Linked DNA regions of Homo sapiens: region 1 is linked to region 2. A link is an interaction called in ENCODE POLR2A ChIA-PET data of the cell type or tissue named here. Cell type or tissue: endothelial cell of umbilical vein. All regions are shown on one strand. Each heading gives the region's core, and the rest is flanking DNA. Links, peaks and the distances in the headings are about the cores only. Region 1 overlaps SVOP (SV2 related protein). Region 2 holds the start of UNG (uracil DNA glycosylase).

Evidence for each region. ChIA-PET counts read pairs that join two places held together with the same protein. Peaks named below come from ENCODE experiments on the same cell type or tissue, not always from the same donor. Only the 100,000 strongest peaks of a DNase experiment are listed, where the experiment ranks them.
Region 1: POLR2A ChIA-PET joins it to region 2 with 10 read pairs; 2 of 35 experiments call an interaction of 5 or more read pairs at or near these places.

The regions. Positions count from the first base shown.
Region 1 is chr12:109,000,880-109,006,257 of GRCh38, reverse strand. The region is part of intron 1 of SVOP (SV2 related protein); the gene reads left to right. All of the region lies in intron 2 of LOC105378256 (a long non-coding RNA gene), which reads right to left. Among named protein-coding and RNA genes, the nearest start is that of SVOP, 17 kb to the left of the region's middle. In endothelial cell of umbilical vein, for the core only: no CTCF peak of the experiment used is centred there; no DNase peak of the experiment used is centred there.
Region 2 is chr12:109,095,931-109,101,308 of GRCh38, reverse strand. It overlaps UNG (uracil DNA glycosylase), which reads right to left and starts at 3,712. Exons shown (of 7, transcript NM_080911.3): 1 at 3,498-3,712; 2 at 2,671-2,877; 3 at 2,025-2,120. The coding sequence starts at 3,629. RefSeq lists a silencer at 3,144-3,533. In endothelial cell of umbilical vein, for the core only: no CTCF peak of the experiment used is centred there; DNase peaks (open chromatin) are centred at 3,278 and 3,758; H3K4me3 peaks cover 1,943 bases; H3K27ac peaks cover 1,791 bases.

The sequences.
Region 1 (5,378 bases), core at 239-5,238, 95 kb after region 2:
AACATGGTGAAACCCCATCTCTACTAAAAATACAAAAATTAGCCAGGCGTGGTAGCAGGCAGCTGTAATCCCAGCTACTTGGGAGGTTGAGGCAGGAGAATCGCTTGAATCCAGGAGTGAGAAGTTGCAGTGAGCCGAGACTGTGCCACTGCACTCCAGCCTGGGTGACAAGAGTGAGACTCTTTCTCAAACAAAACAAAACAAAACAAAACAACCCACTTTCCTCCATTGATTCCTCCTCTTGCGGGAGAATGTGCTGAGTGACCTTCTCAAAACTCAACTCTGATCATCTTCCACCCTCTTGCTGCTACTTGAAACCCTTCCATGGTGTCCCACTGGTCTTAGGACAACACAGAAAATCCTCACTGTGACCTCCAGGGCTCTGTGTGATCCCAGCTGTCTCTCTGACCTCTGTTCCCTGGTCCCACCTCCAGGCCTTTGCACTAGCTGTTCTCTCTACTCCTCCCCTATTTGTGTGGGACTGTCTTTGTCCCCTTGATCTCTCCTTGGGGAGGTCTTTTCTGATCACTCACTTTTTTTCTTTAGGCCTCAGTTTTATCATCTGTAAAGTGGGGACAGGAATGGCACCCACCTTCTAGGGCATGAGGGTTCCTTGGGTACCACTGCTGTCCCCACTTGGCACCCTGTTTGCTTCCTCCTCAAGATATATTTCCTTTGCAAATGTATAGTGATGTATTTGTTTACTTGTGTATTAACCACCTTGCCAACCAGAGCATCCACTTCTCGAGGTCAGGGACCATGTCAATTTCATCCTCCATTGGACCCCAGCACTCACTCAGCATGTCAGCCCTCAATAGATGCTTATGGAAGTACTGAATGGTCCTGCTAGGCTCTTCCAGATGCTCTCGATAGATAGACTCCTATGATCTCCATGGCTACCCTGTGAGGTAGGAATTACCATTTCCATTTTATAGGTGAGAAAACTGAGGCTCAGAGAAGCAAAGTAAACTACCCAGGGTCACACAGGTACTGAATGGTGTGGGTAGGGGATTCAAACCCAAGTCAGTCTGTTTGCCAGAGTTGGGCTCTCTTGTCTACTCCGATGGACCACCTCTCTGACTCTGAATTCCACACACAGATAATCACAGCTTAAGCTTCCTTTTCAGTCTGATAGCTTGAACTCTGATAGCCTGAACTCAAGGGCTAAAACTCCAGAGGCCGAGATGAAAAGAGAGAAAACTTCCTTATTTAAAATACCTGGCTAGGCACAGTGGCTCACACCTGTAATCCCAGCACTTTGGGAGGCCAAGACAGGTAGATCACTTGAAGTCAGGAGTTCGAGACCAGCCTGGCCAACATGGTGAAACCTCGTCTCTACTAAAACTACAAAACTTAGCTAGGCATGGTGGTGGATACCTGTAATCCCAGCTACTCGGGGGGATGAGGCAGGAGAATCACTAGAACTCGGGAGACGGAGGTTGCAGTGAGCCAAAATTGGGCCACTGCACTCCAGCCTGGGTGGCAGAGTGAGACTCCATCTAAAATAAAATAAATGAAATGAAATGAAATGAAATGAAATGAAATGAAATGAAATACTTGTATCAGGCCGGGCATGGTGGCTAACACCTGTAATCCCAACACTTTGGGGATCACTTGAGCTCAGGAGTTTGAGACCAGCCTGGGCAACATAGCAAGACCTTGTTTCTACTAAAATTAAAAAAAAATATGCTGAGCATGCTGGCACATAGCTGGAGACCCAGCTACTTGGGGAGCTGAGGTGAGAGGATTGCTTGAGCCTGGGAAGTCGAGGCTGCAGTGAGCCCAGATCTGCACTCCAAACTTGGGCAACAGAGTAAGACCCTGTCTCAAAAAAAAAAAAAAAAAAAGTAGCAATACCTGAATCGAGTCACAGGCCCTAATTTAAGGTACCGAGGAAAATTCTATGGTGGTACAAACAAGATCTTTAGGTTGACAACTATTTCCTCAAGTTCTTCTCTTCCTTAAATAGCAAAATTATGTAAAACAAATGTTCCCTGCTATTTTGGTAAATTATATGCTATATATATACATATACAACAAATGGCAAGAGATTGTGAGCCAGCTTGTTTTGAAGCCTTCATATATTTAACATATGCCACTGCTATTTTCTTTTTCTTTCATATTACTTTTTTTTCCCCTCAGGAAATCTTGGCTCATGTAGTTGACAAATTCTTTTAGGAACCCGACTGATTCAAAATGTAGACTGGCTTTCTGAGTACTGTACAATTCAATGTCAAAGGTCCCTCTTTATTTCTGTTTCAAAACAAACTTTAATAAACAAAGGTGCCCTCGCTTTTTGTGGTTTGCCAGAGAAGAAATGTGAGCAGGTCCAGGTTTAAAACTGCAGGGAGGTTGGGCTCTGTGGCTCACGCCTGTAATCCCAGCACTTCAGGAGGCTGAGGCAGGAGGACCACTCAAGCCCAGGAGTTTGAGACCAGCCTGGGCAACATAGTGAGACCCTATCTCTACAAGAAATTTTAAAATTGGCTGGATACGGTGGCAAACGCCTGCAGTCCTAGCTACTGTGGAAGCTGAGGCAGGAGGATCGCTTGAGCCCAGGAGTTGGAGGGTGCGGTGAGCTTTATTGCACGACTGCACTCCAGCCTTGGTGACAGAGCAAGACCATGTCTCAAAAAATAAATAAATAAAACTGCAGGGAGCTAAGCCATTTTCTCAAAGTCACTTTTTACAAGGGTCAATGTACTCCAAACTCAAGGTAGAGAGGTGACTTGGAGAAGACAGGTTGCAGGAAGCTCATATTTCCTCATTGCTCACAATTTTCCTCTTCATCAAGCTCAGTTAATGCTCACAACCGTCTGCAAGCTGGCTGTCATTCCCACTTCACAGACGAAAGCAGAGCATAGTCATGCTTAGCAGCATGCTGTTCCATCAACTAGAGCACGGTCAATAGTTGCTGTTGTTATGTATATTTATAATAAGAGCAGTAGATGCCCAGGTTAAAAATGTCAAACATTACAGAAGGGTCCAAAATGAATAAGCAAAAAAAATGTGTCTTCCCTCAAAACTTCCCATTCCCGTCCAGTTCTCCTCCCCAGAAGAAACCAGAGTTAGGCTTCTTATGTGTCCTTCCCAAATGTCTATGATTGTCTAAGCATAACTCCTCTAGAACAGTATTTCTCAGACTGTAGCATGCAAACAAACTGCCTGGAGACTGGTTAAAATGCAGATGCTGATTCAGTAGGTTTGGTACAGGGTCTGAGACTCTGCATTTCTTGTTTTTTTATTTTTATTTTTATTTATTTATTTATTTATTTATTTTTAATTTTTTAATTTTTTTTATTATACTTTAAGTTTTAGGGTACATGTGCACATTGTGCAGGTTAGTTACATATGTATACATGTGCCATGCTGGTGCATTGCACCCACTAACTTGTCATCTAGCATTAGGTATATCTCCCAATGCTATCCCTCCCCCCTCCCCCCACCCCACCACAGTCCCCAGAGTGTGATATTTCCCTTCCTGTGTCCATGTGATCTCATTGTTCAATTCCCACCTATGAGTGAGAATACGCGGTGTTTGGTTTTTTGTTCTTGCGGTAGTTTACTGAGAAAGATGATTTCCAATTTCATCCATGTCCCTACAAAGGACATGAACTCATCATTTTTTATGGCTGCATAGTGTTCCATGGTGTACATGTGCCACATTTTCTTAATCCAGTCTATCATTGTTGGACATTTGGGTTGGTTCCAAGTCTTTGCTATTGTGAATAATGCCGCAATAAACATACGTGTGCATGTGTCTTTATAGCAGCATGATTTATAGTCCTTTGGGTATATACCCAGTAATGGGATGGCTGGGTCAAATGGTATTTCTAGTTCTAGATCCCTGAGGAATCGCCACACTGACTTCCACAATGGTTGAACTAGTTTACAGTCCCACCAACAGTGTAAAAGTGTTCCTATTTCTCCACATCCTCTCCAGCACCTGTTGTTTCCTGACTTTTTAATGATTGCCATTCTAACTGGTGTGAGATGGTATCTCATTGTGGTTTTGATTTGCATTTCTCTGATGGCCAGTGATGATGAGCATTTTTTCATGTGTTTTTTGGCTGCATAAATGTCTTCTTTTGAGAAGTGTCTGTTCATATCCTTTGCCCACTTTTTGATGGGGTTGTTTTTTTTTCTTGTAAATTTGTTTGAGTTCATTGTAGATTCTGGATATTAGCCCTTTGTCAGATGAGTAGGTTGCAAAAATTTTCTCCCATTTTGTAGGTTGCCTGTTCACTCTGATGGTAGTTTCTTTTGCTGTGCAGAAGCTCTTTAGTTTAATTAGATCCCATTTGTCAATTTTGTCTTTTGTTGCCATTGCTTTTGGTGTTTTGGACATGAAGTCCTTGCCCATGCCTATGTCCTGAATGGTAATGCCTAGGTTTTCTTCTAGGGTTTTTATGGTTTTAGGTCTAAGGTTTAAGGCTTTAATCCATCTTGAATTGATTTTTGTATAAGGTGTAAGGAAGGGATCCAGTTTCAGCTTCCTACATATGGCTAGCCAGTTTTCCCAGCACCATTTATTAAATAGGGAATCCTTTCCCCATTGCTTGTTTTTCTCAGGTTTGTCAAAGATCAGATAGTTGTAGATATGCGGCATTATTTCTGAGGGCTCTGTTCTGTTCCATTGATCTATATCTCTGTTTTGGTACCAGTACCATGCTGTTTTGGTTACTGTAGCCTTGTAGTATAGTTTGAAGTCAGGTAGTGTGATGCCTCCAGCTTTGTTCTTTTGGCTTAGGATTGACTTGGCAATGCGGGCTCTTTTTTGGTTCCATATGAACTTTAAAATAGTTTTTTCCAATTCTGTGAAGAAAGTCATTGGTAGCTTTATGGGGATGGCATTGAATCTATAAATTACCTTGGGCAGTATGGCCATTTTCATGATATTGATTCTTCCTACCCATGAGCATGGAATGTTCTTCCATTTGTTTGTATCCTCTTTTATTTCCTTGAGCAGTGGTTTGTAGTTCTCCTTGAAGAGGTCCTTCACATCCCTTGTAAGTTGGATTCCTAGGTATTTTATTCTCTTTGAAGCAATTGTGAATGGGAGTTCACTCATGATTTGGCTCTCTGTCTGTTATTGGTGTATAAGAATGCCTGTGATTTTTGTACATTGATTTTGTATCCTGAGACTTTGCTGAAGTTGCTTATCAGCTTAAGGAGATTTGGGGCTGAGACAATGGGGTTTTCTAGATATGCAATCATGTCGTCTGCAAACAGGGACAATTTGACTTCCTCTTTTCCTAATTGAATACCCTTTATTTCCTTCTCCAGCCTAATTGCCCTGGCCAGAACTGCCAACACTATGTTGAATAGGAGTGGTGAGAGAGGGCATCCCTGTCTTGTGCCAGTTTTCAAAGGGAATG
Region 2 (5,378 bases), core at 216-5,215:
ACCATCTGGCCAACATGGTGAAACCCCATCTCTACTAAAAATACAAAAATTAGCTGGGTGTGGTGGCGCACACCTGTAGTCCCAGCTACTCGGGAGGCTGAGGCAGGAGAATCGCTTGAACCCAGGGGGTGGAGGTTGCAGTAAGCCGAGATTGCACCACTGCACTCCATCTCAAAAAAAAAAAAAAAAAAAAAAAAAAAAAGCAATTCAGATTTCCCACCAGCAGCATATGAGGGTGTCTGCTCCCCTATATCCTCTAACAGGTGGAGCCAGAAGAGAATGAGGTCAGATCAAAAGGGCCATGGGAGTAGGTGGCAAGAGACAATGAAATGAAATGAAGTTCCTGTCACGGGAGGTGTTGAAACATAGGCCGCCTCGTCCTTCCCATCCAGGGCCCACCCACCTAGTCTTCATTCTCAAGCTTCTGCCATTGCGTTCTTAGAATCTTCCTCCACAGCTGACATACTCTATCTTTCAGAATCCAGCTCCAGATGTTCCATGACCAGGAGGCTTTTGGGGACCTCTTGTCCCTCCCCTTGGTGTTCACACCATGCCAACATATTCTCTTGTGAAACAACTCTCCCAATGCTGGTCTGTCAAGAAGCCCTGCTGGCCCATCTGATCCTCATAGGTTTGAAACTGGTTTTTGAGCATTCCCTCAAAATATTCCTTTTAATATTCCCTGTTTATACTGATTACTGGTATTCAGAATAGGGCATTCAAACAAGAAGCAAATTAGTATTGATCTTAATAGGATTTAATTTAGCTTCAAAACCAAAGAGCTAGATTCTAAATTCTTACTCTAAAATTAAGCTTACGAGATTTTCTAAGTATTAGGTGTGGCTGCCTTATCAAGATGATTTATTCACCTATTTCACTTCTATGTCATTTCACAGATATTCATTAAATCACAAGATTCTTGCCCCAGTTTACAAAACGGGGGAGGAAAACGGGTAAGAAACCTAAAAGTCCAGTGTCAGCAGGTGCTAAATGCATCGTAGCAGCTCAGAGGAAAACTGGATCACAGAGGTGGCAGGCAACGGACTTCAATTCAAGGAGGTGCCACAGAGGCATCTACTTGATTTTTAAGAGACAGAAGTGGGGAGGGGTTTGCCACACTGTCCAACTCTGGAGTGGGAGAGTGGGAGGTGGAGGTAAGGCTGAGAGGTAGGACGTGGCCCTATTTAAAGAGGGTTGCTCTGCTTTCATAGTTCAACAGTGAGAAGCCACGGTTTTTTTTTTGTTTTGAGACAGGGTCTGGCTCTGTCGCCCACGCTGGAGTGAAGTGGTGTGATCTCAGCTCACTGCAACCTCCGCCTCCTGGGCTCATGCGATTCTCCCACCTCAGCCTCCCAAGTAGCTGGAATTACAGGCGTGCGCCACCATGCCCGGCTAATTTTTGTATTTTAGGAGAGACCAGGTTTCATTGGTCTTGAACTCCTGACCTCAAATGATCCTCCCACTTTGGCCTCCGAAAGTGCTGGGATTACAGGCATGAGCCACCGTGCCCAGCCCCACGAACTTCTGAACACAAGATGGATGAGAGCCGCCAACCAGCAACTGTTATATAAGACAAACTAAAGCAAAGGGATCTGATAACAGAACCACAAAACTGTTCAGGCCAGAAGTCAAGAGCTTGAAAGTGCTAACTATAAGGCAGTGTGGTCAGGTCAAGGTGGGGTTGACTATAACAAGCTGCAAAAGATTTAACTGCTTTGTGTGTCAGTTTGAACTTCACCACCACCATAACATCTGACACCGCGGGAGGTTAGTTTCAGGATTTAAAAAAAATACAAGAAATAAGAGCACAGGATGTACATAGTTTTCCTTTTTGCCACATAAATACCACGTGGTAAACATTAAAAAGAGTAAATACAGGCTGAAATACAGTCAGCCAAACCTCGGGATTTCAGTGTTTTATTTACTACTGAATGATGGACTGTGGCTTAACTCCAGTGTCCCTAATTTAAAAATACTATTTGACTCCTTCTCCCCAATAAAAATTATCAACAAGTTGTACTTACATCTTTTATGTCACACATCTGGGTCCAGGTGAAGACTTGGTGTGGGGGTGGATAAACAGTGTAATGCTTTCTTTCTTCTGCAACAAATCCCATTAGCTGATTTAAAGATAAACTAGACTTAAAATCAGATTCTCATTGGAAACCATAAGAATTCAATAAGAAAGCTTCTAGTGCAAGTTATTTGGAACATCATTAGTTCTTTGTCATGTTATGTCCAAATTCTTTTAAAAAACAACAAACAAAAACAGTGCCTGCCCCCCCACCTAAGTGGTTCAATCAGGTCAATTCCTTGCCTCTTTCTCTGGGCTGGGTCCTGACAGTGCCACTCCTCTCGGCTTTTTAAAGCTCAAGCCAGGTTTCATTCAGGATGGTTGGTGATTTTACTACGCCAGCCTTTCCTGGACAATAGACTATGTGACTTAAATGAATCCATGATATCATCTCGCGGGTCGTTAACAACTTTAACCAATATAAAGCTGCAGAGTGAAACATCATGGCTTTCTTTTACCCCCTTTGTGAGTAAAGGAGGTTGAAGGGGGTACAACCTAAGCCTACGGAAACATGAACTTGGCCGGCTACACTAACAAGACAAAAGGGCCGGCAGCCTCCACATTTACCCTTATGGAAGGTGCATTTCCATATTTACCTTGATAAAATACGGTTTCCCGAACTCCCCGCTGAGGTGCTTCTTCCAGCTCTCTCCAAAGCCCACGGGCACGTTGCGGGCCGCGAGTCTGAGCAGGGCCGCGGCCTTGTTCCTCTGGATCCGGTCCAACTGCTCGGCACTCAGCGGCGAGGAGGGCGGCGTCCCAGGCTCCTCCTGCCCAGCCGGGGCCTTCTTGGCTGGGATGGCCTGCAAGTGGTCCCCGCAGAGGCGGCTCAAGAGCTGCAGCGGCCCCTTCCCAGGCGTCCGCAGCTTCCGGCCCAACCCCCACGGCCCAAGGCAGAAGACGCCCATTTGTGGAACAGGTCCCAGCAAAAGCGGACAGTAAGAGCCCAGGGCTGGGCCCGGTCCGGGAATTGGGAATTAGGTTCTAAACTGGAGCGGGGAGACGGGCTGGGAGGCGCCCTATGGCTTCCCGAGGAGCGTCGCGGTGACTGGGAACCCTGCACAGAGGTGCCCCGCCCCCGCCAGACCCGCCCCACCGCGTCCCCACGTGGTCTTTTCGCGGCAAAAAACCTCCCTCTGGGTCCCGCCCCCTCTCCCCTCTGATTGGACAGCGCACCGAGCCAGGAGGGCCTGCGGCGCGCGGATTGGCGCCATGGGCCCCGAGACGCGTTCCCATTGGCTGGCCCTTTAGCATGGCGGCCCATGGGGGACAGCGGCGGCTATTTTGAACACGTGGAGGCTATTTGGAAAGCGGAGCCCGGGTTTACCGAGTCAGAGGCGCGATCCTGCACGCCCTCCGTCAGGCGGGGCCCACCGCCTTCCTCCCCCTTCACCCCCTAGCCCCGGCCCAAGCCGCGCCTCACCGCCGCATCTCCGCTTTCCTCAGGCACCCCAGCCACGCCGGTCCCCTGGACGGCCGGCTCGGGGCTGGGGGCGTGTCGCTTCCTGGCGGGGCTGGGGGAGAAAAAGGAGTAGAGCGTCTTCTGGCCGATCATCCTGGAGCTGAGGAGGCAGCGAACGCGCGCCACCCGGGAACCGGCGAGGCTAGCCCTGGCTGTGGCTGTGGCGGTCAGCAATTGGCGCCAAGCGGCCCGCGCATGCTCCGAGCGGGGGGCTTTGCTGGGGGCGGGGGGCGGTGGAAGGCCCAGTGCGCATGTGCGGGAGGGGCTGGAGTGCAACGCCCCTGGGAGGAGGTGGGGCGTGCAACGGTGCCCGGGGGCCTATTCTTTCATTCGCTTTGTGCCTTCAGCCCACCTCTGCTCTTTGGACAGGCTCTTAAGGCTCAGCTGCAAGAAGAGAAGACTGGTCAGGCGCGGTGGCCCACGCCTGTAATCCTAGCGCTTTGGGAGGCCCAGGCTGGAGGATCGCTTGAGGCCAGAGGGTCTGAGCTGTAGTGAGCTTTGATCGCGCCAATGCACTCCAGGCCTGGGCGACAGAGCGAGACCCTGTCTCTCGGTGGGGTCGGGGGGAGGGGGCTGGGAAGAAAAGTTCCTGCCCCTTAGGGGTGTTGTGGGAGTGCAATGAACAATATAATAATATTGTCCGGGCTTGATGGCTCACGTCTGTAATCCCCGCACTGTAATCCGAGGCATCTCAAAAACAAACAAACAAACAAATACTATTATATTTTGTGTGTGTATTTTGTTTTTGAGACAGAGTCTTGCTCTGTCGCCCAGGCTGGAATGCAGTGGTGTGATCTCAGCCCACTGCAACCTCCGCCTCCCGGATTCAAGCGATTCTCGTGCCTCAGCTAGGATTATAGGCGCGCGCCACCACGCCTGGCTAATTTTTCTATTTTTAGTAGAAATGGGGTTTCACCATGTTTGCCCAAGTGTGTTTTGTATTTTTTTAGTAGAGATGGGGGATCTCACCATGTTGGCCAGTCTGGTCTCGAACTCCTGACCTCAGGCGATCTGCCCACCTTGGCCTCCCAAAGTGCTGGGATTACAGGCATGAGCCACCACACCCAGCCAATATTATTTGTTGAACTGTTATATACATTTTCTCACGCAATTTTCATGGCCTATTTTATGACGATAAACTAAGGCTTAGTGCAGTCAAACATTTTGCCTAATGTATCAGGCTTGTGGGAGACTTTCGGGTCATAGAGGTTAAACACCAACGATTTGTCTTCCAAATGACACCACTGTACCGAACCTCCTCCCACCACTACTAATACACTTAGGATTCTCTTTCCCTCCCTCACATCCAAACCATCCATATCTGCTTTTGGTTCTTTCTCCAAAGCAAACCTCAAATTCAACTGCTGCTCTTGCATCTCCTAGCTACAGAAGACCAGCTGGGAAGCTGGTGTTCTCTTTTCTAGAGAGAGATTTTTACATCATGACAATACCTGGGGCCTGGCCCAGCTCGGTGGCTCACGCCTGTAATCCCAACACTTTGGGAGGCCAAGGAGGGGCGTATCGCTTGAGCACAGGAGTTCGAGACCAGCCTGGCAAACATGGTGAAACCCCGTCTCTACTAAAAATACAAAAATTAGCCAGGCGTGGTGGCATGCATTTGCAATCCCAGCTACTCAGGAGGCTGAGGCAGGAGAATCACTTGAACCCGGGAGGCGGAGGTTGCAGTGAGCTGAGATTGTGCCACTGCACTCCAGCCTGGGTGACAGAGCAAGACCCTGTCTACAAACAAAAAAAAGAAAAAGAAAAAAAAGACAATCCTTAGGTTAAAACCCTTCTTTGGTTTTCAAAAAGGCTTAGAATAAACCCCAGCTTCCTACCCAG